Linked DNA regions of Mus musculus: all the other regions are linked to region 3. The links are chromatin loops, found by intact Hi-C in ENCODE. Cell type or tissue: heart. All regions are shown on one strand. Links, peaks and the distances in the headings refer to the core of each region. The heading gives the core; the rest is flanking DNA.

Region 1 (7,529 bases), core at 1,735-6,734, 460 kb after region 3:
AAACGGAGTCTCTGTTGCAATGAATGAAGAATCACAATGTTGATTCTGACCCCAAGGACCCAGCCTTCTCCACCCAAGTGACTGCCTCTCTGTTGACTCTGCTGTCACATCTCCAAGGCATCACTAACATTTGAAACAGGGACAAGATCATTTCTGATGCTTAGGATTCGTCTATTTCATTGATCAACATCCAGCTTCTACAATGGATCCTGCAATGTGATTGGTTCATAGTATGTGGCAGTCAGACACATGAGTACCTGGGAGTAGACAGCAATAGTGACATATATGGAAATGAGGAGAAACTCGGGGGCTCCTTTAAAGTCCTCACTGGCCCATGCTCACTTGCCATTAGGACATTGCTCGACCCCCACCCAACCTGATCTATCACCCCACCAAGCTTTGCATCTATGTATGCTTGTTCCTATGGACAAGAGCACTGCACAGCCATGATGTGTCTTTCTCAGTACAATATTTTTCAATGAAAATTAAGAGGCTGGTTCTTCGTTTTTAAAAACTGGTTCACATCCCAGTAGGATTCTCAAGGACAGAATGACAGCCAGGGTGGGACTCTGTGGGAAGAGAACTAAGAATGGTATGTAGGAGACAGGAACCCAGATAATTTCTGAGTTGAAAAATTACTCCTCTTGTATTCCTCTGAGACATTTTAACTTGATAACATGACAAATGAAACCCTTTTGTCTTTCAAGTTAGGCTCTATAAATATTAAGATATTTTAGATTTTGTGAGAAAGGCAGCTAAAACCAGAGATGCACATCACAATATCATAGCAAAACTGTGAGTTCATTTGGGTTATGGGGTCAGCATTTCTCCTGGAGTAAGTTATTACCACTGTGAGAAGACAGCTGGTGTCCTCATTAAAAACCCAGAAACACTGGTAAAGATATGAGTGTGGGGAGCCGACAGGGATACAGGACAGAAGGAAAGGTGGGGCTGAAGGTAGGAATCTGAAGGCAATAGGCAGGTGCCAAGAGCCCAGGTTTGGGAGTCACTCCAAACCATAAAGGGTTGGCACCCTACAGCTTGACAAGTGTAATGCTCTTCTGGATTTTCCACAAACATGCAAGCCTGGTCACAGTATGCTACTTGCTGTTGAGGGCAGGAGCTGGGCTCTGCACGCTTATCTTCCTTAGGGGCTGTGGGCATCCATTTACCAAGTCTGCTCCAAGCCCGTTCTCTCTGTAATCTCTCCAGCATCCCCCAAGCTGTCCATGAGCCTGATGCTGTCAGTGTGCAAAGCAATCACCCACTCTTCTGCCTTCAGCTCTGACTTTTTAAGCTCAATCACTGCCGGGCTGATGAGACTGCTCACCTGCACACCAGCACCTCTAGATAGCACTGTTGTTATCGGAGAGGTCAAGTGCAAACTGATGAGTCCCCTTCCCAATTGACTCTGCTGACTCTGGCATCCTGAGTATCATCCAGGACTTAACTTTGGAAGTTATTCTTCATTCTCTAGTCTTCATCCTAACTCAGCTACACCCTCCATGAAGAACAGCAAGCATTCTCACTGGCCTCGAGGATCTCTTCCTGCTTCAGCACAAGTTAAATAAATCATCAGATGAATCTTTTAAGACCTACATTCACGATATGCCTGCGGACCTATGAGGATCTTGCTCACCAGTGTTTATAGCCTCTCTGTTTGGCCCTTGAAGAGCTTTGATGACCTCCCTTTCTTCCCTGTTCTAATTTGTTCAGTCCCTGGGGACTGTGCTAGCCGTCACCTCCACCTCTCCGTGCCCTCTCCAGGACAAACCCCAAGCTTCCCCGAAGACCCCACAGTGACTTTGATCTACTCTTGCGCCTGTCCTGAATCAACCTTTCTACCATAGATACACCTTCTCATAAATCTCAGAACCCAGCTACACCCGGCTCCCCTGTCCCAGAGTCCCTGAGTACTCTCACAGATGCATCAATTGCTGAACATTGAAATGTCGATTCCAAAATAAATAAATAAATAAATAAAACCACGTCAAATCCCTTTTATACCACGTCTCAGTTGCCATCTTATCTGTCTCTATGAGAAGCTATGTCTGAGCCAACAGCTGCCTATGGGTTAGCAATGGCTCACACCCTTGGAGCAAAGTGGATCTGACTCTGGCATGTGTCAGATCCCTGTAGGAAATCTCTAAGGCCAACTCTCCCTTCGGTTGATCCAGCGGTATGTCTTGTAATCTAGAGCCCAGCCAGGTTAAATCGAAGTCCCCGCAGAGAGCACAGCTGCCCTTCCTGTGAGTGCTCAGGGAGTAGGCCTTAAGGGACTTACCCGCACACAGTAGTTCAGACCGTTCCCCAACAGGTGCTGCAGAGGGGGCCCGTCCTGCTTGCTCCTGGGGCTTGGTTCTCCAGGGCCAGGCAGTGGGCAAGTATCAGGACGCAAAGAGGTGGGCCTGCGTCCCACCTGGTCCGGATCCGGTGCAGGTGCAGGTCCAGTCCTGTTTAGATTGGATTCTGGGGACGCTGGACGGCTTGGAGTCTGATCCTGGTTCTCTTGGAGCTTCAACCGGCTCACCTGTTTCGTACCCAAGCAGAAGGTTTTCAGACCCAGAAAAGTGATGGGGTTGGCCAGCTTCATGCTTGCCATACGGGGAATCAAGGTGCACAGCGCCGTGGGGCTCTCCTGGCTGGACACAGTGGCATCCTCAGTCGGCAGGTGAGGGGCCAGGGCTGGGTAGGGAGGCGGCGACGAGCCCTTGTTTCCAACGGAGCCTCCGGGGCTCCCTTCGTCCAAAGACGTGATGGACTCGTTCCGAAAGCGGCTGTACTTGGTCCTGTGAAGCATCCCCAGGTGCCCAAAGAGTCCTACATACAGCGTGAGTCCTGCCTGGCTGTCCTGGCTGCGTTCTCGCATAGCCTTAGCAGTGCTGAGACTGGGCACCGCAGCCTAAAGTGCCTCGCAGTCCGGTAGACCCACGCCACAGTCACCTCTCCTGCTCTGGCGGTCACCAGCCCGGGTCCGAGACTGCTCAAGGATGACAGTCCCGGAGGACGCCTCCCCAGCTCTGATTGCAGGCCGGCCCTTCCAGGCCCTGGCAGAGGCCCCCGGAGCGCGGGGGGTGGGGTGGGGTGGGAGCGGGGGTGTCTTCGCCCCGGAGTCCCGTCCCCCAGGCTGGGGCAGCGGGTGCCACCACGCCTCTAGTCTTAGCAGAAATATTTACCCCCTTTTCCTCTGCGCACAGGAACTTTCAAACCTGCTCCCCTCCAGCTCCCACGGGGCGGGGCAGGGACTAGCCCATTAACCCTTTATTTGTTCCCGTGACTGTTCATTTCAAAGGGAAAAATAAAAAAGCGCATAAGAGTCAAAGGCCCTTCTGTATGGGCTGGGGTTATGACGGCTGCCCTCTCTCGGAGGATCTTGGTTCTGGGCCACCAGCCAGGAGTCCTAGCGACGGGCGCTGGTCTGCATTGTTCCTCCAGCTTGAGGTCCGGGCATCCTCTGTGTGGCTCGGGTCCGATCCCGGCCGGCCCACCCCTTCTCAGGGCGCCCTTCCCTCCTGTACTCTCCTGCAGGCTTTTTTCAGGAGGAGCCTGTGCACAGCAAAAGGCTGAGTTGAGCAGACGATACCCAGGCTGTTGAAATTTTTATGAATGAACTTTGCCGAATGAATTTCCCTCGTTGTGTGAGAGCTAATAAATCTGTGAATGGAGCCGAGAATAGCTGTAATTGACTGACCCGTTTGGGGCGGCGCGGGGGTGGGGGTGTGGGGGGTGCGATTTGGTTTTCATCCAATCAGGCTGCAGCTTCATGAGTCATGCACCGTGAATATACTAACTAGTAGCCGGGAGAAACGAAGCCGGGCAGAGAAAAGGGAGGGTAATATCTGATGAATGGGTTAAAAGTAAAGGCAATCTTTGCTCCTGGATCGTCAGTATGCTGGGAATCAGAAGGTTAAAAATCGATTTCCTTTCTTGTTAAGATGGGGAGGGGCGAGAAAGGAGCTAGAAATTAGATATATTGTTCCATGGACATTAGGGCATATGTTACACAAACAACTCTTGTTCAAAGCCTAGATTCGTTTTTCTTAGAAACGTTTTTTTTTTTTTTAATTGATTGCCGCCCCATCTTCTGTCTGATACAATTTCCTGAGCCCATCAAAGGCCCCGGGAAGACAACCGTAAAGGCTGAGCCCACAGGAAGCCTGAGCCCCAGCTGGGCAGAGGAAATGCAGGTTCATTCAGGAGCTGAGAAGAGCGGACTGCTGAGACCTTGGGGTGGGGGTGGGGTGAGAGTCTCCGGGAGGAAGCAGCTGAGGTTGCGTTTCTCTGTGAGCCTTGGCTCCAGTACCTGAGACTATTCATGATTTCGAATACTAAGGCAGCAGCCAAGAGAATCTGGGAAGAAGGCCACCTCACCTTCTCATTGACCACGGGCTCTCGAGTGCTCAGGACTTAGCCTGAACTCCAGGGCCATCCAAACACAGGTTTGAATGAAACCAGTGCAGGTGACTAGGAGACAAAGGCGCCTCGCCGCCGCCAAGCTTTTGTGCTTAGGCTCAGAACGGCTTGTTAGTATCCTGCCTGACAACTTTGTGAGCTTTTTCTATCCACTGGGAAGGCCTTTTGTGGCGTCCTATACCTTCCTTTCTGACTTTCTTTTTGCACCTCCACATTTGGCAAACACGAAAGGAATGGCTAAATCAGAACTCATATACCCGGAACCTAGGGAGACAGGATCAGGGGAGTGGAAGGTGGGAGGAGGAGGGAGTAAGACTGAAAAAATCCGCTAGTACCTCTACTGCTACGCATGCTTCTCTTTCATCTCTGCCTTCTCCTCTGGGTCCCACCTTACCGTATGCCATGCCACAGTAACATCCCACTACCTTGAGAGAAGTTCCTGTGAGTGGTAATGGCCTTGTCTGTGAGTGGCAGCTAATGAATGACGTGTGGGAGCATATGAAATAGCTACAGTCCCTGTAAAACATCCCCACAATGCTCCGGGAGAGTACCTGCATCTCCGAAGCATCCTGGGCAGCATTTTTTAAAAGGTTGCTGGAGAGATGGCTCAGTAGTTAAAAACGTGTACTGCTCTTGCAGAGGACCTGAAAGGGTTTGTGTCAGGTAGCTCACAGTACCTCTGGCTCCTGAGGATCTGATCTCCTCTTCTGGACTCCATGGCCACCTGCAAACACACACACACACACACACACACACACACACACACACACACACACACACACACTTAAAAACGGCACACACCTATACTTTTAAAATAATAAGATAAATCGTTAAAATAAATAAGCAAATTAAAGGCCAATGGAACCAGGGTGTCTCCATTGAAGTAGTGTTCCCAACTGCTAGAGTATACTATGTCATCTTAGGCAACCAAAAAGGAAAAGTACCACAAAGTAAGGGACACCAAGGAAGGAACACTGTCTCAAGAAGCTATTCCCAATGCTCGTCTGTGTCTGGGAAAGGTGGTGATGCTGAAAACTCTAACAAGACCTCAGGATGCCGTTCTGCCTGTAGGCCTGAGTGACCTAGAAGGCCCTCTTAGGCAGCTCTGCATTGTGCTGACCAGACCAGCATGATAGGGCACTCTGGGGGCTGCAGGCTGAGCTAGGTGGACCAGCAAGCATGACGCTGTGAGCTACTTCTCTGTCCTGGGAGCCTGGAAGACATTCACTATCACCCGCTGAAAAGCTGTCCCTCTGTCCAGCAGCCCTGGAGATGGCTGGCTAAGAAGGTATATGGGGAGAAAAGGGCCAATATATCGTCTCCCACTAGAAACAGAAACAAAGACAACACTAAGTAATGGTCACTAGAGCTAGCCCACCAGGTAATGCCTGTGTGCCAGTAGTATTAACAACTGTCTGCACTGTGGCATAAAGTGTTAATGTTTGGTCTGTTGCAATGGATTGTAATGCTAAATTCTGTACCTGAAGATCTAGGCCTACAAGTGAATTCTCACATTTACACACTTTTGTTGTGCAAACCTTGTTCCTTGATTTAAAATGATTGGTTAGCCTGGCAGTAGTGACCCATGCCTTTAATCCCAGCACTTGGGAGGCAGAGACAGGTCAGCCTGGTCTACAGAGTAAGTTCCAGGACAGCCAGAGCTACACAGAGAAACCCTGTCTCAACAAACAAAAACAAAAACAAACAAAAAATGATTGGTTAAATAAAATTGTCTACAGCTAATTACTGGAGAGGCTAGAGGTAGGTGGGTTTTGAGTTACCTGGTTGAGGGTGGAGAAGAGAGACCAGGAAGAGAAGGAGAAAGAATGAGAGGAGAGGAGGAAGCCACCATGAAGGGAGATGGATCATGAGCATGTGACCAGGAGAAACAGCAAGTATCTGAGGTGCACCACTGGGGAGGTAGCCAGGCCAGCACTTAGAAGAGCAGATTAGGAGTAACTCCCAGTAATTGTCAAAGCCGAATAAAACAACCACAGTCTGAGTCTCACTCAATTGTAAGCTAGTCCAGGATACGTTTAAACTGGTTGTACTAAAGTAAAGGAAAGTAAGTTGTGCAGCCTGACTCCAGCTGGTGAGTGATGATGGCGCCGGACATACGGCTGCCAGACCCACTGCCACCTGATGATCAGAAACCCCACATCTAGATGCTGGCCCTTGTTGAGACTGCAGGCTCATTGCTCCCTGGTGGTGGAAAGGAGAGGTGGGGATTTCTTCTTACAGGTTCCAGTATTGTGGAGATGCCTAACGGAGTCTGCCATCCCAGATCAGCCAGAAAGTAACTGGTCTCCCACCTATTGCTTTCCTGCCTCTACTCTGCAAAGCCGCCAGAGATAAGGAATTGTAGGCAGCTCACCAAAGACCTCTTAGAAGCAAAGATAAAGCCAGGCTACAGGTTATGAGAAACCTTGATGGCCTGCCCGCTGCCCACATGCACTGTGTATTTGGCAGCTCAGTGTAGGAAAAGGACCCTCAGCTGGACTGGCTTAGTGACTGACCTGTAATCCCAGCTACATAGGAGACTGGGGTAGCAGGATACAAGCTCAAGCAAAGCCTGGACTAGAGTGAGTTCAAAGCTAATAATAACTTAAGAGAAGGAGATAGGTGATGCTTGCCTAGCATGCATGAGGCCATGGGTTTCGTCCCTAGTACCATTGGTGGGGGTAGAAAAGCCATTAATGTGAGAGCGGGCTCTTCAGTAAGCTGTGCCATTTTCTTATCTATAAGATGGGCACCATAGGGCTGGGGCAGGCTCATATTCCTCCAGACCAGGTTCTAAAGTTAGTGCTTCACAACTCTACCTGTGAACAATGTTATGGTGCCTTGTCTAAGCCCATGATCAATGAGAGGCAGGGCCCATGTGATGGCTTTTGACCACCACAACATCATCCAGTAGACACAGAAACCTAATTCCGTTGTTTGCTCATTCTCACCAGAAGATGGTGTCAGATCTCATTATGGGTGGTTGTGAGCCACCATGTGGTTGCTGGGATTTGAACTCAGGACCTTCAGAAGATTAGTCAGTGTTCCTACCCACTGAGCCATCTCTCCAGCCCGCAAGTACTCTTAATTGCTGCTCCTTAGCTCTAGATTTATTT
Region 2 (7,529 bases), core at 187-5,186, 470 kb after region 3:
ATCATTCAAAACGTAGCACTGTTCGTTTCAGTTCTTTTCTAATGTCATTCTGGTTCTCCCATAGTGTGTAAAAGGCATGGTGGAAGAGAGCCAGACAGCCCAGGGGCTCCTCACATGTACACATGGGTGCAGAAAAGCCAGCTGGCTTAGCCACAATGCTCAGGCAATGATTGCTTCTGGTCACTTCTGAATTTTGAGCTAGTGAGGAGCCAGTCCAGGCCATCCCCACTGGTGACACATGTGGCCCAAGTGTGCCACCTTCTCTGGTGAAGGGAGTGTCAGCCAAATGTATCTGCTGTGTTCACAGCCTCCGGACGATCCTGCTTCTTTACTCAGAAACCCGCCTTTCTGAGTGTGTTGGCTAGCGCTCGGGTGAGTTTGGGATCTGCCCTCTGTCATTACTGTTACTGCTCTGAAAATGATGTCCTCATAAAGGTCTAATTTTGTCCAGGCCACCAGCATTCCAGAGTGTGAAGCTGCTATTTCACTACCCTTTTGTCTCCACAACCAACCTGTTACAGGATGGTCACCAGCATCTTCCCAGTGTCAACTTGTACAAGAAGGCAGTTTGAGGATGCATCTAAACCCACCGTGAGAATCCACATCTCCTTTTTCCCAGATAGGTTTTTAAGCGGCTTTTCAAAAATGCTCCTCATGGCAGCTGAATTTTGAAACCTGTCATTGCTGTGAAAGGCTCCACAAAGATGGTTACCAATGCCTCCGCCTCAAAGCTGCCATCTTCTTTCTGTCTTAAGACAGACAGAAAGACTCAGGACAGATGCACAGACCTCCAATGACTGTTCCCAGACCTTTGAACCTGCGCGTGCCTAGCCAGGTTTGTAAACTGCCTGAAACACAATGATGCTTTTTGCTTCTAACTTTCTTCTTTCTCAAAGCTGGATTGTAGCTAGTGGCTCTTCCATGCCTACTCCACTGTGATATTTTAAGAGCAAGCAATTTGTTTCTTCGCTTTCTCGGGTCCACAAATAGAGACTACTTTGTCCCAGGGTAGCTCCTTCTCAGTCATTCCTAGTTTAGATGGCTTAATGAGATTTGGGGAAACTGAGCAGATGACTTAGATGAGATGCTAGACTTTGATTCAGCGGAATAATAAGCAGGGAATTTTGAAGACCTTGGGATAAGGTGACTAGATGCCGCCCATGCAATATGAGAATCTACAATGGACAGAGAACAGACTAACCTAGGAAAAACTGGTGAATTGTGTTAGCTAAGCGGTTAAATTTGTGACAGGTTTTTTGATTTGAGTTTGAATGCCAACAGGATGAAGTTTTGTGTTGTATCAGAAAGAAAGGAACAGTTCCACCTGATATTAGAAGAAGAAAGAAGAGGAAAGAGGAGGAGGAGGAGGCCCAGCCTGGGTTGGAAATTTGGTTCTCTTCTCATTCTCCAACAAATCAGATCAAGGTGAAAAGAAGAACCCCACGATGGGCAAATGCCTGTAACCTCGCACTCAGGAGGCTGAGAGGGGAACTGTGAGTTCCTCCAGCTAAGGCCTGCCACATTACCTCCCCTAAAGTGGGCTTCTAGGTGAGAGAGAGAGTTAGAGAGGCCCCTTAGTGCTGCCGGCCTAGGCCAGAGAACTTCAGGGGGAGGGATCCATTCTACAAGGCCTTTTCTGTGTTTTCCACTCCCTCCACTAGACAGAGGCCTGGGATGAGGTGTGGCTGGAGGAGCCTCAGAATAGGTGACAGGGACGGGGCCTGCAGCTTGCAGAGGCAGTGCAGGGCCCAGAGAAAAAGGCAGACCTGGTGGAAGTGCAAATGCTCAGGCATGGTGACTCAGCCACGTGTAAGCACTGTTCTGAGGCTGACCTCCACCAGCCGCTGTTAGAATCCCATGAGCCCTTTCAGCTCTCTGACTTCACACCGTAAGCCCCCCTTTCATTTACATACAAGTACCTTATTGACGGGCACGAAAACAAAACAGATGAAAATTAAATTCACCCACATGCCAATTTAGACACAGTCCTTGATGACATTTTAGTCTCACGCAAAGCACATCTATCTCCACATTCTCCCTCACACGTAACCATAGTTTTTTCTTTCCCTAATAATAACAACAAGTCGCGCGTGGTGGCGCATGCCTTTAATCCCAGCACTTGGTAGGCAGAGGCAGGCGGATTTCTGAGTTTGAGTCCAGCCTGGTCTACAGAGTGAGTTCCAGGACAGCCAGGGCTATACAGAGAAACAATTTTCTACCCATTTCGTTTGGCGAAATCCCCATAATTCTCATGCACTTGCAGATGAGTTATTTTAATGGCTATCTGCTGCCACTGCGCAAATGCACCATAATTTACCACAGAGGTTTACACGGAGATTGACTGTAATATCTAAAATGCCAGCCAAGGGTTCAAGATAACCTTTATGAGCGTCTCCCTGGCTTCCGTCGTTTCTGCCAGTCTGGATGTTTTTACAAGAAGATTTAGATGATATCCCTCTCTCTTAATCCCTGTTTCTTGGGATAACTTCCTAGAAGCTGGTTGCTTACTTAGGTGCGAAAGCCTCCTCCTGGTGCATCGCTGCGACCCCTGGGGACGGCAGCGGGAACTACAGTTCTGGGCTGCCATTGGCCTTGGCCTTAGCTCGGGCAGAAGCTGGGGCTGGCAGGGGAGGAGCCGTCCTGAGCTTTTGCACGGATTGAGCCGGCGGGCCAGGCGACCAGGCGCGCTGCACCGAAGCTGCAGGAGCCGAGAAGAAAGAGCCAGTGTGCGCCGGGCAAGTCCAAAGGCTTCTCCAGGCACAGCGACTGGCGAGGAGGGGATCGGGGAGGGAGGCCACAGTCCCCCACCAGGACAAAGGGGCCTCAGTACTGGTGAGCAGTCGGCTCCGGGGCCTGGTAGTAGCATAAAGGGAAGCTGTGTCTCCGCAGCACTCAAGATCACCTTTGTCTTCTGAGTCTAAGTCAAAGAAAGGTTACAGAAGGAGCCTGCAGGCTCTCCTCCCTCCGCAGGGGTCTGGTCCAGAGAAGTAGCCAAGTTCTTTCCCAAGATGCTGGGAATTGAGATGAAAATAGAAATGTGCTTGCCTGGTCGCTGCGACAGTGGTCAGTTGTGTAGAAGGCACGTCCTTTGGCCAGGGCTCCCAGTGAGTGAAAGCCAGATCAAAGGATGGGAACCCGTGGTCCGGAAGGGGCCCAAGCACACGAGATACACACGCAGCAATAAGAATTCACCCTCGTTGGGAAGTGGCGGAAATCCGGAGATGGGCTCGGTTATCCCCAGCAGACTCTAAACTAGCCAGCCATTCACTTGTGTCTACTGTCTCTTTCTACCAAAGCCGCAATTTTAGGCTGACCTAATGGCTGCACCCCTTTGGCCAGTAGGGAGAGGCCAATGGGACAAAGGTAAAGGCACCATCCTTACATTTGGTCTTTGCATAGTCTCCTGGACTAGGGCAAACACTTCTGCCTGAATGCACCAAGTCACCCCAGTAGCTTGCAGCAGAATGAGAAGTTGGGATAAGTAATATGAACCCCTCCTCCCCCCAACACACACCCACACACTAAAATGCACATCCATTTTCTAACCCTACGATGGGGCATCTCCACATCCACTCATTCATCAACAGCCAACAATGACTGCCCGACTTGAAGGAGCCTATCCTAGCATAACTGTCTCTCTCCTGAGAGAGGTGTCATCCAGCTGCGGATTGAGACAGAGACCCACAGCCAAACATCAGGCAGAGCTTGGAAAGTCCTGTGGAAAAGTGGTGGGTAGAACTGAACAAGCTGGAGGAGTCCAGATCACCACAGAAGACCTACGGAGTCAACTAACCAGGGACCATGAAGGCTCACAGAGAGTGGACAACCAACCAAGGAGCATGCAGGAGCTGGACCTAGATCCCTTATCCATTTGTAGCAAATGTGCAGCTTCCTCTTCATGTAAGAAATGGGGGGTGGGGTGGGGGGTGGTCTCCATCTCTGTTGCCTGCCATTGGATCCCCTCCCCCATGCCTGGACTGCCTGGTTGGGCCTCAGTGGAAGAAGATACACCTAGTCCTGCTGGAACTAGATGCCCCAGAGTGGGGAGGTACACATGGAAGGTTCTCTGAGAAGGGGAGGGAGCAAATGGGGAAAGGGACTTGTAAGGGTGAGACTGGGTGGAGAATAGGGAGGGGCTGTGATTGGGATGTAAGGGAAATACACAAATTACTGGAGAAAAATAAACAGTCCTGTTATTTAATCAAGGTCCACTGTCTAAAAATGGCAGAGCCAAGACTTCAGATGTTTTTACACCTGAACACTGGCTTCCCCGACACTGAAGGACATGGGCTATTGTAAAGAGACACAATAGGTCAGCCACTGCCATGTAACTATAATATCTAATAGTCATTAAAGGCTGATAAAAAAAAACTAAATTATCAGAGGGCTTCCAAGTCAGTCATGGAGAAAGGTCTAAGCTGAGAGAATGATGGAGAGACAGCTTAAGTCACTGAGCCCATTCCTCATTGTATTGTTCTTCATGAACACAGTGCTCCACATAGTGTGACGGTTCGCACTGACCCTCTGCTGAGCACATCTGTTGGTAATCAGCACTCATTTCAACTCCCAGAATCTTTATTTCAGTAATCCTACCAATGTTTCAAATACACTCATTATTATTACATTTGTACTGGTGATCTGGGCTCAGTGACATTTGATGATGCTGGGTTATGTAATTGTTTTGGGGGTGTCTTAGGGTTTCTATTCCTACACAAACATCATGACCAAGAAGCAAGTTAGGGAGGAAAGGGTTTATTTAACTTACACCTCCAAACTGCTGTTCATCACTAAAGGAAGTCAGGACTGGAATTTAAGCAGGTCAGGAAGCAGGAGCTGATGCAGAGGCCATGGAGGGATGTTCTTTACTGGCTTGCTTCCGCAGGCTTGCTCAGCCTGCTCTCTTATAGAACCCAAGACTACCAGCCCAGAGATGGTCCCACCCACAAGGAGCCCTCCCTCCTTGATCACTAATTGAGAAAATGCCTTACAGCTGGATCTCATGGAGGCATTTCCCCAGCTGAAGCTCCTTTCTCTGTGATAACTCCAGCCTGTGTCAAGTTGACACAAAACCAGCCAGTACAGGGGGTGCCCACGACCCATGCCTGTATAAGACAGAGAACTGCACATCAGTAAGTACTGGAGGTGTTCTGGCTGCTTCATCAACCAGCTGCTGCCTTTCACCATCTCCTAGGGCTTCCCTAGTCTCTAAGATAGAATAATATTGAAATTAATAACCATACTATGGTTTGTAAGTATTGAACCAAAAGGGGAAGTATGGGTCTCTCACTTTCAATCAAAAGGTTGAAGAGGACATACCCAAGACTGAGATAGGCTGGAAGCTGGGTTTTGGCACCAGCCGGCGAAGCAGTGAACCCACAAGGCCCATGAAGGAAACTGAGTACCAACCCAGTGCACACACACATGGCCATAGAGCACAAGAGCCAGGTGGCTGACACAAGTCTAGTGGTATGAACCAGAAAATCATATTAGCTACAGCATTCCCTTAAGACAGAGCCCAACCCAGAGACAGACTATTAACTCTCCTCAGTTCTAAGAAGCTGGGAGACTTAGACAAGTGTGCAGATGTTGGTTCACTGGGACTGGGAAAAGCTGCTGCCCCTGTGACATGCATGAGCAGGTGAAATGGCACTTGGGCTAGGAGCTGTGTCAAACTGGGTGGGTACAGCAGCCCAGGTCTGGAAAGCCACTGTGCAGAAAGTGGAGGCAACTTAGGGAGATGTCTCAGAACAGAACAAACCAAGGTGACAAGAATCAAAGCCACTTCTTCTTTATACACAGCCAGTATTAAATATTTTATTACAGTAACAAGGAGCTGACTAATACATCTTCTGAAAGGCTATAGCTGCCATAGGTAGTGATTCCCCTGATGGATATTGGTGAAAAAAAATTAAAAACCTTCTGGAAATGATCACTCCAGATGTCATCAGGAAGTCATGGGCTGGGGATGTGCCTCAGAGTCAGAGTGCTTGCCTAGTTTGTGTAGGAAGTTGGGTTCAATTCCCTGCACCAATTTTTTTCTTTTTTAAATGTGACTCTTGGGGAAGTGTCAACATCAATTTCAGCTCTCGTAGATGATGGTGAAGGGTTCCAGATTTTAGTAGAGAATTAACTATGGTTGTGGCAAACATAACAAAAGCACCATAAAGAGAAGCAGATTTAGGGTGTGATGGGGGAAACATCTCTCTCACACAGCTTTAGTAATGAGTCACTTCTCACACATGAGCAAAAGCAGTGGTTTTCTGAGGTGGAGTCTATGCCTAGCAGAGAAACTATAAGCTCTGCTGTCATGGGAACAAGTAGAATAATCAGAATCAGCTTTTAAAAAAGCTGCAACTGAAGGATTCACTCTTAACTTGTCATGTTTTACACTCAGATGCCACTGAGCCACACTGTGGCTTAGTGCAGGGCTTGCCTAGCACTCCTGAGAGTATGGGCTTAATCCTAGATACCTCAAAAGCAGAATGACATACTAGAGACAGCTTTTGTAATAGGAAGAGCCAAAGGATGCAGGGGCTTCACTGTCCCGTGTTAAGTACAACATCAGCACCAACAGTGCCACTGGCAACCCAACATCAGAACATACACTCTGATGTTATCAGCCACCCACATCAAGGTTTCATTTTTCAGTTACAACTTACTGGAGGTGCTTAATAATAAAATACTCTGAAATGACATCACATGCACTGTCCAAACACAATTCTATCATACACCCAATAAACTACAGCATAAACATATTTCCAATTGCACAGAAAAACCAAACTTGTCATGTGACTTGCTCTGTGTTGGTTATCTGTTTTCTAGGGTGGCCCAGAACTGAGTTTATGGTATCTCTAGACTTTCAGGGCATTAACTACTCAACAGATGTTTCAAACAGTCTCTTAAAATAAAACACCACCTGTGAATGTGGTTTCCAAGTGATGGCATTCCACACTCAAAAATAAGCACATGGCAGCAGATCTATTGTTGAATACACTTCTTTTCCCCTTTCATCAGAGAAACAGTGCTTCATGGCAGCTTCCAGCTATCTTCAGGAACTATGCACACCTTCTTCTGGTCAATGTGACCAAAACTGAGTGACACATTTCTATAGCGTCTCAGCATTTTTATGGGGAAGTGACCAGCAGGTGAGGCAGCATTCATTGCTCACTGCCCACGATGTCCCAGAAACTGTGTGCACCTGGGCACTCTGTCCTAAGACACAGTGAAGCCACGGCTGGGGCGTGCATTCCAGATCTGCCATTTACTGGCTGTCGGATCCTGGATAGTTTCTTAGTTTCTCCACAACTGTATCATTTGGAAAGGACAGAAGTCTCAGACATGACAGGGCTTCTGTGAGCCCTGAGGGTCAACCACAGGGAAAGGAGGGATCTACAGGAGCTTATGGGAGTCTACACCACAACGGTCTGTGCAGAAGGCATTGCATTGACCACTCCAGAGATTGCTATTAGCTCCAGTGCGGGGATCTTGGCAAAGCCAGGTGAGTGCAAGACCCACAGCAGGCAAAACTT
Region 3 (7,529 bases), core at 900-5,899:
TCAGTCAGAGCATCAGTGGAGCTGTTGGCAGAGCAGACGTGAGGTCCTAGTCTTTCCGGTGGTAGTCATCTGGGGGGGTTGGAGGTGGTGCGTCCTATGCTCAGCCTGCAGTAGGAAATGCTCACCACTTGATAAGCATTCAGATTGGAAAATCGGGACACGTTTTTCAAATTCTTGCATTTTAGTAAAACTTGTGTTCAGACTCTGTAGGGCCTAAGGGTGACTTTGTCAGTTGTAATCTCAGGAAGTCTTTGGCAAAGTGGTTTTGAGGTCACTGCAGACCCCTGATGAACGAAGCTAACATTGCTGTCTCCTCCAGCTGGTGTCATAGACGAGGATTACAGAGGAAACGTTGGGGTCGTGCTGTTTAACTTTGGGAAAGAGAAGTTTGAAGGTGAGTTAAGTCAATATGTTCATGGAAACATTTTGAGCTACCTGTGTCAGTAAAAAACTAACTCTAGTTCTCACTGAACAAGGCAGGTTACAGAAAATGGGTCAGTACACAGCGATGGTAATCTGTGTTCTGCTTTTTCTTTGAAGTGAAAAAAGGTGATCGGATTGCGCAGCTCATCTGTGAGCGGATTTCTTATCCAGACTTAGAGGAAGTGCAGGTGAGTACTGGAAACTGAGCGGAGAATGCCTGGTGTGTGTGTCCAGTGGAGGAGGGGCGGCTCAGCTGATGAGCTGTGGGGCTAGTGACTGGTAGTCTTCAAGCAAGGTTAGGTGTTTAGTTTGAGACTTGATTGGCTTTCCTCAGAATGGGTCCGTGCAGTGTGCAGAGGCTCTGACTGCCGCTCCTTTCCCTTCCTCCTAATAATGTCTTTCAGACCCTGGATGACACCGAGAGAGGCTCAGGAGGCTTCGGCTCCACCGGGAAGAATTAGAACTTTGCTGGAAGTATCTCGCTGTTTCAACACTGGAAACCAGAAGCTCTAACTTCGGAAGCATTTGGTGTTCTAGGATGCAGGAAAGGAGACCTCGATCACATCACGTTGGAACGATTCTGTTCCCTGGTTGAGGTCGCCTGTAAGTCTGCACTGTGAGCATGGCATTGACATGCAGACTTGGTAAAACCCAGGGTACAGTTAGATTTTTTGTTGTTGTTGTATTATTTAAATTATAGCCTTCCAAAAACTGTTTTTGATCATAATTGCTGTATCATTTGTAATTTTTTTTAATCCAATAAAGTTGTCTTTTAGCAGATATGATTTTACATAAACTGACTGGAGAACATGGAGGCTGAGTCAAGAGGATTGCAGTGACTTAGGCTAGCCTGGGCTAGTATGAGATGCTATCTAAGGAAAGAGGGTCATGTTAAAAGCTACTCCTTGTTCTTCTCTGCACTGGTGCTGTGTGACACTGGGACTTAGAAGATCTGCTCACCCCAGATTTTGAACCCACAAAAAATACAATTTAGAGTTTATGGTACTGTGGGGGAGGGACTACAAACAGGAGCAGAAATGACTTAAAGGTATCACTGAAAGCCTGCCCACCCAGCATGGTGATTGCTCCTTAAAGCTGTGAACCGTGCAGCCTCCAGGCAACTCTGTGGATCCTAGGGCCTCACCCTGTGTGTAATGGTGGAGGTCCTTCTTCCCTGCAGTGGCTTTTCCAGCAGTTTCCTGCCCGACACGACTGTCTGCCACCCTGATTGCTTCCCCTCACAGTCCCACTGTCTGTGAATAGAAATCTTAAAGGCCAAACCAATGTTAGTATTAGCAACAGATTTAGGAGTGTCCGAAGATAAAACAATGCAAGGCATGCCATCCTTCAAATGATAATGCTATCTGCGGCTGGACATTTTGGCTTTTTCTGCTAGTGTAAACAAATCCCCCGTCCCGCCCCGCCCCACCCTGCCACCAGGTAATTGACCTGATCATTTTAGCTGAGAAATGCACTCTTTATCATCCTAAGAAAGGCTGGCTTGGCTATCTTCCCCAAACAGAAAATAAAGTATCTTTGTGTTCCGAACTTCCCCATTTGGAGGCTGGCTGTGTGTACACAGGTGTCCTGTTGTTGCTTTTTCTAATAAGAAAAGAAAACAGAAAAGGCATAAATTAAAATTTTAGAGGTTACTTCAAGAAGTATATGTTTTAAGGTGTCTATTTGAAACTACATGGTTAAACTGGGGAGGGTTTTTTTTTTTTCTGTAATTTAGCAGGTCTAAAGGAATAAGTCTAGTATCTATATAAGACTATAGACAAATTAAGACTGTCTTGGTCCTAATTTAAAAATGAGTTTCTGGGGGTAGGAAAGACACAAATGTAACTATTTTTAATTCTCTTGGAAAAGACACTGTTGGGCTTGGTAAATTCTTTTTCTTTTTTGTACTTTCTATAAATGTTCAAAAACATGGTTCAGGAAAAAGATTACATTTTTTATGTGTTGTTTGAGACGATGTTTCTCTGTGTAGCCCTGGCTGTTCTAGAATTTGCTCTGCAGACCAAGCTGACCTCGAACTCAAGACATCTGCTTGCCTCTGCCTTCAAAGTGCTGGGATTAAAGGCGTGCGCCACCAGCATCTGGTTTATGTGCATCTTTTTATTATTTTTCCAGACAGGGTTTCTCTGTGTAGCCCTGGCTATCCTGAAACTCACTCTGTAGACCAGGCTGGCCTTGAACTCAGAAATCCGCCTGCCTCTGCCTCCCGAGTACTGGGATTAAAGGCATGCGCCACCATGCCAGGCATATTTCACTATATTCTTAATGCAGAAAATATATGTAAGTTTTGAAGAAAACCCAAATATAGAAAACGAGTTTGGAAACTTTACATTCAAGGTTAAGTTAGGTTCTTGCCAAAATATTGAATAAATTTAACAGCTCTCCCAAGCTTTTAAATCAAAGAATATGGTTCATATGTGGGAGTGAGGTCTCGGCTTCTGTGAAGACCAGACTGACCATGGCAAATACTGCCACCTTGTGGCATCTTACTAAAACAGGGCTGAAGTGGGGATAAAAGCCCCATCATTTCTAGTGTGTAGGTGCTAACTGCTTTCACTTCAATTGTTCTCTTATTAGATGATATAAATGAAACAACTAAGGTAATGGACTACCGCATGCTACCCTTGTGACCTAAAGGGCAATATTTAATATACTGAGTCTGAAAAATAAAGACAGATATAAGAAAAAGTAGAGATGGTGGATCTAACATGCACAGCAAAGAACGCCTGGCCAATGACAGCAGTCACTCTCAGCGGAAGAGAAGTTTAAAGACGTGAGTGGTGATACACACCTGAGATTCAGTACTTGGGAGGTCGAGGCAGGAAGATCCCAAGTTTGAGGCCAACAGAGGCGATCATGCTATGAAAACAGAAGTGATGTAGTCATTAAACAGCAAAGGCAAAGTCCAAATCAGCCAGACTTAATGCCACCAGGGTGGTGGTTTGTCAAATGGGAGAGAAGTCAGGACATGTGACGGGAAACTGAGGAAGTATATTTTGAGGGGGCAAAAGCAAATAGGGATAAAATCCTTACGCTGCATGCTGGGAGATGACAGGTAATAGTGTTGGGGGCAAAAGATGGATGCCACGCCATCCTGTCCCGTGGGAAGCATGTAGTGATGCGATAATAGTGAAAAAGCTGCCTGTCGGCTGCAATTATCTCAGAAGTGAAAAAAAATATATGTGTATATGTGTGTGTGTGTGTGTGTGTGTGTGTGTGTATACACACACACACAGGCAAAGCAAAGAAGATGTCTGATGACAAGCTTCAGAAGGTTAGGTTGAAAGTCCTCATTTCTTTCAGTTAAAGGATCCCAGTGCCTAAGTCCAACCAGCTCTCCCGTGACCTTCCCAGACTCCTTGGGAGGGAATGGTAACTCAGTCTCCTGGGGAAAGGCAGTAAAAAAATGGTATGCACACCTTTTGGGGAGTTTGGACAGTAGCTGAATCTTGCTTCAGATCTTTGATAAGACCCCATCTTTTCCCCAAGTAGACAAAACTGTTAAAGGAGTTGGGCCAGCTGAAGCTAAGGAACAGAGAGGTTGCCTCTCAGTACCCTCAGGGCAGGCTGTGCATTCATATTCCTCAGTGTTCCAGGTGAGCCATGACTGTGTGGACTTTGGACGATGGGAAGAACTGGAGGGGTAAGACATGGATTTTGTAAAGATGGTTTTATTTGTGCACAGCACAGTGTCTTTTGAACATCTTGTGTAGGCAAAATAATTGCCCATTAGCTGTCTTCTTTCTCTTCGAGACTTTTCTGTAGAGCTTTATCTTTCCAACTGCTTTGCCCTGGCACAGTCATCCATGCCCACTCCTTGAAGACTCAATCCTGGGCGTTTGAACTGGAGAACACAACAGGAAGAGAGGGGTCCTTCAAAGTGAGTGAGGAGCCACGTGTGGAACCACGTGTATTACTTTGACCTAAAGGAGCTATTCTGCACACCCTGGTGGACTGCCTAGGGTGAAGGTGGAAGTCCGTTCCTTTGTCTTAGTTTCTTCCAGGCTACCTGAGTAGGAGTTTGCTTAGGCAAGCCTGAAAAGATGCAGGGAGATAGAAGGGACTCTTCAAATATGGATGAGGGGACATCCAGACATGGTAGGGGACTGATGGGAGAAGAGACCAGTGAGAGACTCCCTGCCTCCAGTATTGCCAAGAAACTTGCTTCTTTGAAAACATAGATGTTCCAAGCATGAGTGAAAGTGGTGCAGTAGGTCCCATGTCTCCATAGTTCCAACAGCGCTGTGGTCCCATAGCCTCCCATGGTTCTGACAGTGCTGTGGGTGACGGTGTCCCGTGTCACCCTAATTTTCCCACTCCCAATTCTTCCCCAAATGTTTTGAACCAACCCCCAAGCTTCCTAGCACCATGGTGACATTTTAATCTGTTTGCTGAGCCATTAGTGCTGAGCTTCCTGTCCCTGTCCCCTCAATTCAGACTAATTGACCACTGTATTTCCACACCAGTAGTGCTTTGGGAGGGGATGAAAAGAAAAAAAATACATTCCGGTCAAAGTGGGGGAAGACAAATGACATTTCAGACAGTGCTCTGGGTGCACGGAGCACTTGGAATCCGGACGGTAAGAAGTTTGGTTTCTTCAAAAGCCCAGTTAACGTCGTGTAAATGTTTTTGTTTTAATCCCAGGTGTGGGATATGAGCCTGCTTCAGACTGTCCACAGCCACTAGCAAGGATTTGTCTTGTGTTCTAGATGGTGTATGATTTTTGCCAGCTGCAGATAGTTTACATTTAGAATTATGGGTACTCTTGAGAGGGTATAAATTTGAGAGCCCTGAGAAGGCCCAAGGTAGCCGCTACTCCTGCCTCGGCTGGTCCCTGTTGCTGCTGCTCCTGCTGTGGCTGGACCTTGCTGGTCCTTCCATTTGTGGTTTTGCTATTACTGCATTGCTTTTTGCTTGTTCGCTGGCTTGCTGGCTTGCTGGTTGGCGATATCCTGACTACAAAGAGTGGACTTGCCCCTAGGAATTAAATGTCCCTAATGAGCTGTGTCCCCTTTCCCCACTAACCTTTCTCTCCTACCCAGTGTTGCGGTATTGTAAGGGATAAGGGTGGCAAAGGGTGGTAGATATAAAAACCCAACTAAGTAGCCAAAAAGTAGGATTACAGTGAGTGGGAAGGTGGGGAGAGGAGATCGAAGGAGTTTTGTGGAAAGTTTCAGGAGAGCCTGTGCCCTGTGTGAGTTTGCAGGTTATCAAGAAAGAAGATTCCTCAAGACGTGGGGAGAGCATACAACTGGCATTTAGGTTACAGCTGAGTGTTTCTTGGAAGAAAATCCTGAACACCATCTTTCACATTCGCAGTGACTGATTTCCTTTTCTGTCCCTTTCACAAATCCAGGCTGTAGATGTCCCTGTGTGCACCCACCTGGACACCTCTGATACATGAAATGCAATTGTGCAAGGTCAAGGTTCAGCTTCCCTAATCCTAATTAAAATCTCAGCCGACTCCATTGATCACTTAGGAAACCAGCAAAGGCACCCACCAGTGTCAAAAGCCTGCGTGCTTCCCCGAATTTGAGGGTGGGCACTCGAGGAAGTAGATAGATTTGTTCATCTTCTTAAGGCATATCAGCTGGGATCTGTGGCTGGCTTCCTGCCTTGTCTGCATGCCCACATACATGGTTGGCTATCGCCCTCATGGTCCCCAGTGCCCAGTAGCACTGCTACTGTTTCTCTATGTTTCTCTAGTGCTTTATCTCCAAAGTTCTTGTTCATATTTTTTGAGAAGAAAAATGTTTTTTTGTAAGGAAAGAAAACGACAGTTTGCAATTCTTTTTTTTTTTTTTTTTTTGGTTTTTCGAGACAGGGTTTCTCTGTATAGCCCTGGCTGTCCTGGAACTCACTTTGTGGGCCAGGCTGACCTCGAACTCAGAAATCCGCCTGCCCCTGCCTCCCGAGTGCTGGGATTAAAGGCGTGCGCCACCACGCCCGGCTCTACAGTTTGCCATTCTTAACAGTCTTTTTATCAAATAGGTTTTTTTTTATTTCCATCTTAGGAAGATAAAAGACTATTTGAGAATCAAAATAATTAAATATTTGTAAAATACAATATTGAAATTGTCATCCAGAGAAGCAGTTCTCAACCTGTGGGATGTGACCCCTTGGGGTATTTAACGACCCCGTCACAGGGCTTGCATATCAGACATCCTGCATGTCAGATATTTACATTTCGGTGGGAGGTCACCACAGCGTGAGGCTCTGTGCTAGCATTAGGAAGGCTGGGAACCACTGATGCAGAGGCTTTCATCCAGGTGCCCACTAGATGTCACTTTCTGTTTGCTTTTTAACTAAAAAAAAAAAAAAACCAACTCAATTATAAATTGAAGACTCCCAGTGGACCCAAAGCCTGGCAGAAGATGGGATGTAGCAACATTTGAGAGCAAATGGGCAGGAGTTGTTTGAAAAGTGAGATTATGTCCTTAAGGTTTGGCTGGTTGTGGACTTTGTCTAATCGCCCCCTGGCATTAGGAAGGCCGAGAACCCAGCGGGCCCTGCCCTCCTGCTGTGTTGAAACAAAAATGAAAATTATGCCAAGGAACTAGATTTTTCTTCCATTTTCTCTTTTCTTCTTCCCCCTCCCTATTTTAAGGAGAATGTGGCTTTTTCAAGAATTACCCTTTAATGAAATCACTTACAACATTTTAAGATCAAGTCTTCTTTGTTTGAACTTTCTAACCTTAAATTAAAACTGCCTTAATCTTAATTATCTGCGTGAAATGCATGTAGCAGGGACAAGAAGACTTCTAGAACTTTCCCTGGAGTTGTCTGAGGTAACCCACTTCATGTATTTGCCAAAAATCTAATAGCTGGATTCAGTGAAGGCCATGTCCCCAGTGGTTTTGTTTTGTGTCACAGCTGTTTGTTTATTTGTTTTAAGCTGTCATTGTATTTTGGCTGCACGACGGGTTAAATGCCTCGGTATTAGTAAACGTCGCAGGCCTGCCCACTTCCTGTCCCATCAAGTCTCCCCTTGTAAGAATAACAGTGTTCTTTTATTTGGTAGTGCACAGCGTGATGTTTTTGGCATTCCCAACGTTTTTTTGACTTGCAAAATTGTGTGACCTCGAGTG
Region 4 (7,529 bases), core at 1,573-6,572, 62 kb after region 3:
AGTGTTCTGGTCATTTTATACTTAGAGAAACTCAGTTTACACAGATGCCCTCTACTGGGAAAAATGACTTTTCTAGAGTGCATGGTTTAGAAATGTCAGGACATGTTTTCAAAAGCGAGAGGGTGAAACCAAACCTCTTCGATGATCATGCTGTCCCCCAAGAACAACAATGTGTATGAAGGACAGGACTGAGCATCCAGGCCAGCTTTGAACCACAGCCTTAAAAGGCTCACAACACTCTGAAGGTACCAACAGTCCATATCTCTGATGAAGGGATCCCTTTAATACCACTTTCCCTTCCCCTCCCCCATTCTTTTCCTACACCAGGGAACCCTATCATGAAGAGCTTGTGGATCATCTGGACAGCTGCTGGGCTCTGCTTTTAGAGTTTGTGATTTAGTGGTCGAAGATGAGGCCAGAAAGCTTGCATCCCAGGGGAATATGAGGCAAATAGTCGAGGGACCAACCACTCTTTGGCACTCCCTAGTTTTTCTTTCTTTTCCATACTTCCTTCCAGGCAGTCACACTGACAAATACTTTTCAGATGCCTCTATGGGTTAGGCAACCTCTCCTTTGGGATTGCCTCCAGATGACCACAGGATGTCAGTGGTTATCTAGCTCTGTGAGCAGATGTTTCTAAGAGGAGAGCAGGAGAATACAAAAGAGGTGGGGGAGGGGAGAAGAGCCTTGGAAACAAAAACAACAAAGGAAATAGAGAGTAATAAGACAGGAGGTAGTAAATGAGGAGTTGTATTGAGATGTAAGCAGAAAGACACACTAGTGAGCATTCCGTTATATACAATATAACTTCTGCCACAAGTCACCTCTATTGTTTTCTTTATATTTCCTGACCATATGAGGTCACAGAGAAGAATGATGCAACAGCCTGCCATGCTCAGATGTTCTTAACTCTCCATGCCCTGAAAGGTATTTGATCTTAAGAACTACAATCAAACAGCTGCTCCCATGGTCAGTATAGGCAACTGTCTCTTCTGTATCCGAGACCCTTACTTACCTTCACAAGTCATCATTGGGCCAGGCTCGAACCCCTCCTCACAGGTACATTCAAAACCTCCAATCACATTCTTGCAGGTCCCATTTCCACAAGGATTGCCCACAGAGCATTCATCGGTATCTGCCAGTGATCCAAAGTGGAGATAAAATGAGTGCAGATAAAATGGAGCTAAGGCTCTGATATCACTTTTCATTCTGTCTGAGTTCTTGGATCTGTGTTGTCTTGCTCAGTTATCCTGTTCTTGCAAGGAGGGAAACCTGCTGACCACTGGTTTCTAGCTGGAGTTTGCACTTGCTCAAAGGCAGAGACAGTGAGAGAGATGGATGTCTAGCCCTTACACCGCCCAAGTGGCTTTCTGCAGACTGTCCTGGGAGTAGATGTCCTAATAGCTAAAATAAGGCTCCTATATGCAGCCAGGGGTTTCTGCTGGCTCAAAGACAAAGTCTCCAGTTGGTCCCACTTCACATCACTACACAAAAAGGCTTACATATGATGGAGTTTTGCCAGATATAAAATAGAAAATTACCTAAGATTAAATAGAATATACTGGATAAAAAAACCCAACATTCAAGTAGATTTTGTTGATTCTGTTAAAACCAGGTGGTTTACATTAGGCAGAAAAAGAAAAGACTAGGGAAAAAAGAGAGAGAGAGAGAGAGAGAGAGAGAGAGAGAGAGAGAGAGAGAGAGAAAACATGTTTAGGTCATGGTCTTTCTAAACAACTGTGGAGAGAGAAAATATTTTACCAAAAAAAAAAATCCCTAAAAAGTATAGATGCCTCCTAACCCATCCATCTGGATCGTCCACTGTTCTTGTTTCCGGCCTCGGCCTTAGGGAGAATATTTTCCCTTGGGAAAGAAAGAACTCTAATTTTAGAGATAACGTTGCTATTTTAGATATCTGAAGCCGAGGAACACAGCAGGCTCTCCTCAACGGTCACTCTTTCTAGGAGAGGAGAATCCTTTTGCACATACACAGCCGCAAACTGAAGATTCCAAAACACTAACATCGATAAAATTTGTTCCTGTTAGGTTACTAAATCTCACATTTAGTCCAGAATACTGCGTCTTCTCTGATTTAATAAAAACAATGGTATCATTGCAGTTTAGAGCTGCCAGGGTAATTAGACACAAACCATTTCACTTGCATAGTAGTACCCCCAAGGTGGGAGAGGTTGAATATACTTATATCCCACCCTTAGCTCGTGCTACAGTCCTCAGACCCCCTCTCTTTATATGAAGACAGTACTTTTTAATCTGCACACATGGACATTCAGTGTTGATCACACTGTCACAGGAATACTTTGTTAGAGTTCTTGGACATATTTAATTCTAGCATATAGTGAAAAGAATTAAGAGTAAGTGGTCCACATAGAAGCCATCCTTAGACATTTTAATGGAAAGGCTAAAATAAGACACTGAATAAGGTGGTTGGCCTTCCATATTACCAAATATACAAGATGCATAGGAAACTTGGTGTTTTTACATACTGAAAGTATAAACTATGGGCACTAACAGTATATTTTAATTTTCACTAAGACTTCTGTTCTGTTGTCCTTTTCAGTATCTCTTAGGACACTCTTCTGTTCTGTTGTCCTTTTCAGTATCTCTTAGGACAAGTATCTCTTGTCCTAAGAGATACTGCCTTCCAAGTTAGACTACAAGGGCCATGCAAGGAAGGACTATCCTTGCTTGGTTCACTGTAGTAGCTCCCTACCCAGCACAGGGTGGGGACTGGCTAGGAGTCTAAATGAAGAAGCCCTCAGTGGAGGAACAGAACATGACTCGTACCTTGGTTCAGTAAAAGCCAAATCGCTCAATTTTTGCATAAAACAATTTCAAAGGAAGGGACTGAATCACTACTCACCCACACACTCATTCCCTTCCAGAATATAACCAAAAGGACACTCGCATCGATAGGAGCCGTCTGTGTTAATGCACTGCCCATGTCTACAGACATCAGGTTCTTTGCATTCGTCCATATCTTAAGTGGAGAAAGAAAAAACAATAAAAAACCAAGGTATTTTTCTTAAACTATTGTCATGTCAGTTTTCAGTAAGTGAATATCTAATATCACAATACAACTAAAATCCACATGATAAGACGTCAAATAGAAGAGATTATTTCTCCCAGGTAGATAAGGAGAAATAAGACCCAGAGGAAGGACAAAGAGGCAGGGAAGACCTAGCTGGGCACTCACCAACTGCTGAGTCATCAGGGCCCACAATGATCCCACTTCCAAAGGGGCAGATCTGGCGGAAAGCCTCTGTAGTGGAGAGATAGACTCATTAGTGGGCAGATCAGAGACAATGACAGCCTTCCCACGCCCCCATCCACTGTGTGGCTGTGGCCACGTGCTGCACACAGTGAGAGATGCCCAGAAATAAGGAGACATCACCAAGATTCTCAACGACGTGCCTGCTCTTTGGATGACTCTGATTTACAACATTATTAAAAGAGAAAATAACTACCATGCTCCTCTGGTAAAATATGTTTAAATGGCATTCAAGTTACACTTAGAATTTGATGACTCTACTGACTGTAAGGCTTACACTGTTCATGGTTCCATGGTCATATGTACACGAGATCATGCGATGAGAAACAGAGATGTTAGACTTACCATCTGGCTCAGTGGGGCACAACTCACAAGGATCTCCCCAGCCTTCTCCCTTCAAAGCACAGCAGCACTCCTGCTTGGAATGGTTTCTGGATTTGGGTGATGAACACTTCCCACCTTCAAACTTCGCATAGCAGTAGCTCATTCGCAAATCTACAACATAAATCCACAGTACATTCTAGTCGCTTTCCTACTGAATCCTCATTGTCTGATAGTAGATCAATGCGTTCCCTCATTAACTAGAACAATATTCCAAAAGCAATTGGAAGCATGAAAGAGCTGAGACTGCTGAAGTCACAGACAGCTGGCAAGATAGGAGGAACAGACTCAGGTTGCTTTATCTTTTTCCTTCAGTTTACCTGCTACTTCAAAGCAACCTGATAGGAATAGTAAACTCCAAACTTTCCAGCCTTAATAGACTTCCACTAACAATGCCAGGATTGGAACATCCCCAGATAGAGTCATTCAGGAAGAAACGCCCGTATGATGGCTTCTCTTGTGTGGGTTTTGTACAACTTTCAGCAAGCAGACTAAGACAGGAGAGCCTCCTGGTTCTAAGACATACCGTCATTCTGTGTCCTATATACTCTGGGACCAAAGACAACCCCACACCACTACATAGGACAAATGAAGGAGTGGTAAGTGTATGGACTAGTCAACTGAGCCACCAGGGGCATTCCCTGAAGTAGCTATGCATGGAATTGTGGGGACAAACTTCAAGTGGGATTTTCTGCAGACTTTATACTCATGCACACACAGCTACAGCAAATTAAGTTTCCAACGAGTCTGTTCAGTGCAATAGAAAGAGGAAGCAAAAAGAAGACGGAAGGCAGGGCTATGGTGGGTGTAAGCAAAATAACCCTTCTTTCAAAGAATATATGTATTTCTTTATATTCATTATTGCTCTGGAAACTCCAAGGAAAAGGTGATATCTCTCTTATAAAATGCTCCAGTGTTGCTTGACATAATTTTGGAAGCCAACTGTTCCCATCCTTATGGAGCAGAGTGGGTGACTCTGAGAAGTGAGCTAATGTAGGGTCTGGAATGTGTTTTTTCAAACCTGACTTCCAGAGCCAGGCATTACGTCTCCTTCATTACCCTGTGGCTAAGCTCTGCAGAGCTGAGGACTTGATTCCACTTCCGCTTTGTACCCTTCCTGCTTCCTGGGTTCTGACTACCTCTGACTTCTGCATTCTCTACTCTCAGTTTTCCAGTCCAGAAAGCACACTCCCACAGCAGTGCTTGCCACCCAAATATTTACTCTGTGGAGAAATGCCAAGACTTAAGTAATTCTCATTTCTTGGGTGACATCTTTTTTTTTCATTTGCTTTATTCTTCAAGTTCTTTGTCCCATCCATTGTTTTGCATAAACAGAGTTGTTTTTTACCACTTATTCCTACAGCCATCCTTAAACTGCTGACCTTACTCTCGATCCAGTTCAATGTTCAATCTTCCCCACACTACTCTCTACACCAAAAGAAAATAAATGTCTTGGATTCAGACTGAGACTCAAATGCAAAAAGTCCCAGAGGCATCTGGTGCTTCAAAACCCCATATCAGGGCTTCTGGGTAACTTCCTTACTTTATACCCAATAGACGCCTGATTCAATTTGACACCCTATAAGAAAAATCTCTGTCTCAAAATTTCAGGTGCCAGCAGAACCTGCACTCAATAGGAGATTTGCTTTCAGTCATGTGAAACAGCACAGTGCTCACATAGCTCAGTGCTCACCTCAGCCAGTGTTCACTAGAATGCCTGCTCACCAGTTCATCTGCGAACAGCCCTTCCTGACCTCTGAAACTTCTCTGGAACTATGGCAGTCATTTTCCCTGCTTGCATTCCTCAGCTCTGGCTGAGGGATGTGGCAGGGTTCTCACAGCTGGGCTGCTTCTTCCTGCAATGTCAGCTTGCCCTGTGACAGGCCTGTGCAAATTGAATTAATAGCCTTGGAGTTTCCTCTGGCTTGCCACATGGACAGATTCGCACCTGGCTTCTCACTGCTTTCTTTCCGAATGCAGGCCAAGCAAGCCAAAGACACAAATGAAGTCAGGCTCTATGGGGCTGACCTGGAGCGCACAGGCAGATTAGCTACTTGAATCCAGCTGTGCCTCAATCACTACCCTGAAACCCTTGTGGTCATCTGATAGCCCCTACAAGATCAAACCAACCAGAGAATTTGCAACCTTTCCCTTCATACTTCCGCACTGATGAACTGATAAAATAAAACCATAACCAGACAGAATAATAGTAACAAGAGTTCACAGGAGACTCAGAGACAATAGAACTGTGTCTTGCAGTTGCCTGGGTGGGTATTAGTGTGGTTGGGGTGAGCAAACAGGATTTCTATACCCATAAATGGCTTCTCTGGCCAAAACTTGGCAGGCCTAGATTCCAAAGCCATATTTTAGAATCTTAAATTGTATTCTACACCTATTATTTGGTAATATGAAGCAAATCACACACACAATGTAAACAAACAACTAAAAGCACAAAGCAACAAATAGACACGGACAGAAATCCTAAACTAAATATTTATGGGCCTTCCCTACCCTGTAATTCATTAAACTCGTTTGTATAAGTATAGCCAAATAACAATTGCACTGCTTGGGAATGTCTAAACATGTTTCTGGGCTTTATCCAAACATTATTTTGTGCTTACCTTCTGAGTCTTTTAAAGTTTTTTTTTCTTTTATTTTAAAGTTAACCTGGCAAGCCCTTGAATATTTTCACCATTGACAGGTATTCGGTTTCTCCAAAGGATATGTACAGTAAAGTGGGTGGGGGGGGAAACAGATTATCAGTTTGCATTTTCTCTGTCTGAAGATTTTGGTTTGCACCCACATGCATTTAAGCTGCAGCTTCTGAGGCAGGAACGAACCTATATCTGGTCTGCTCCAGGTTCTGCAGTATCAGTGACTCTTGGGGATGCCCGCCCTCCCCCCCCCCCCCCCGGAGCCTCTCAGCATCTGTGCTTGTCAGAGTGATAGAGGTGTAAGTGCCAAGAAAGTTGTATAAGCAACTGAAACTTGATGGATGAGTTTTTAACCTCAAAAGTCAAAATGAACCTTAGGGCATATGGTAATCATTAGACCTGTGGGTGAATGAAACATCTTCCCGTTCACAAAGACTCAGAGCTTCGCCATGTTTAAAACATAAGACCATAACAAATAAACACAGAATCATGAAAGTCCAAAGCTTCCAGAGGCATTTACCTTGGCACCTTCTTCCAGTGGAGGACAGGGAGAACCCCTCTGGACACAGACATTTGAAGCTACCCTCAGTGTTGCTGCAGGTCCCCAAGGCACAGATTTCTGGCTCTTCAACACACTCATCAATATCTGAAAGAATTATACACATCAGAGTCAGAATGTCATCCAGACAGCATCGGTCACTGCACGGAGACATACAGCTTCAGTGGGGAGTTGTTTCAGTGCCTTTGCAACAGAGAAGCGACTGCCCGTGATAGAATTTTGAAGTGAAGTTTTAAAAGTTACTTTTAACAAGTCTCGATGTAAAAATGGAATCTCTTAGAGCCTCCTACGAGTTATAATGATGAACCACTCACACATGGAGGTGCAGGGCAGTCACAGAAATGAGCCCCTTACTTGAGAAGGTACAGGGCCAATCAGAGAAGCTGTATGACCTCCACACCACACTGAACTGGGAGAGAGGCCAGAACTCCAGCCCCGCACCTCACCATTGCACAACCCGAGTCCAGTGCTGACCTCAATGAAAGGTGATCTCCCTGCACTGGCTGATGGAGCCTTCCCAGCACCCCATGCAGTAGCATTCCCAATACCCTACTGCGGCGGCTGTAAAGGCCTTACTAAGCACAATCCCATCCCAGAAGATGATTCTACTCTTCAAGTCAGTGCTTCTGAAGAGATGAAAATCCCT

What was found. Peaks named below come from ENCODE experiments on the same cell type or tissue, not always from the same donor. Only the 100,000 strongest peaks of a DNase experiment are listed, where the experiment ranks them.
Region 1: it touches region 3 in a loop (5-fold over the local background); 11 of 42 quality-filtered maps call a loop at or near these places.
Region 2: a loop joins it to region 3, with 5 times the contacts of the local background. A loop is called at or near these places in 11 of 42 quality-filtered maps.
Region 4: a loop joins it to region 3, with 2.6 times the contacts of the local background. A loop is called at or near these places in 3 of 42 quality-filtered maps.

The regions. Positions count from the first base shown.
Region 1 is chr2:125,720,509-125,728,037 of GRCm38, forward strand. It overlaps Shc4 (SHC (Src homology 2 domain containing) family, member 4), which reads right to left and starts at 3,640. Exons shown (of 12, transcript NM_199022.2): 1 at 2,285-3,640. The coding sequence starts at 2,869. In heart, for the core only: a CTCF peak has its summit at 3,378; DNase peaks (open chromatin) are centred at 3,373 and 3,715; H3K4me3 peaks cover 2,488 bases; H3K27ac peaks cover 971 bases; H3K27me3 peaks cover 2,803 bases.
Region 2 is chr2:125,729,296-125,736,824 of GRCm38, forward strand. No RefSeq gene overlaps it. Among named protein-coding and RNA genes, the nearest start is that of Shc4, 8.9 kb to the left of the region's middle. In heart, for the core only: a CTCF peak has its summit at 2,557; a DNase peak (open chromatin) is centred at 2,606; H3K4me3 peaks cover 883 bases; H3K27ac peaks cover 1,222 bases; H3K27me3 peaks cover 180 bases.
Region 3 is chr2:125,256,530-125,264,058 of GRCm38, forward strand. It overlaps Dut (deoxyuridine triphosphatase), which reads left to right. Exons shown (of 6, transcript NM_023595.6): 4 at 320-394; 5 at 541-611; 6 at 828-2,520. The coding sequence ends at 884. Among named protein-coding and RNA genes, the nearest start is that of Dut, 13 kb to the left of the region's middle. In heart, for the core only: a CTCF peak has its summit at 2,927 (motif pointing left); no DNase peak of the experiment used is centred there.
Region 4 is chr2:125,317,982-125,325,510 of GRCm38, forward strand. Fbn1 (fibrillin 1) reads right to left here. Exons shown (of 66, transcript NM_007993.2): 50 at 6,845-6,970; 51 at 3,635-3,784; 52 at 3,215-3,280; 53 at 2,882-2,998; 54 at 1,016-1,135. Among named protein-coding and RNA genes, the nearest start is that of Dut, 74 kb to the left of the region's middle. In heart, for the core only: no CTCF peak of the experiment used is centred there; no DNase peak of the experiment used is centred there; H3K27ac peaks cover 1,101 bases.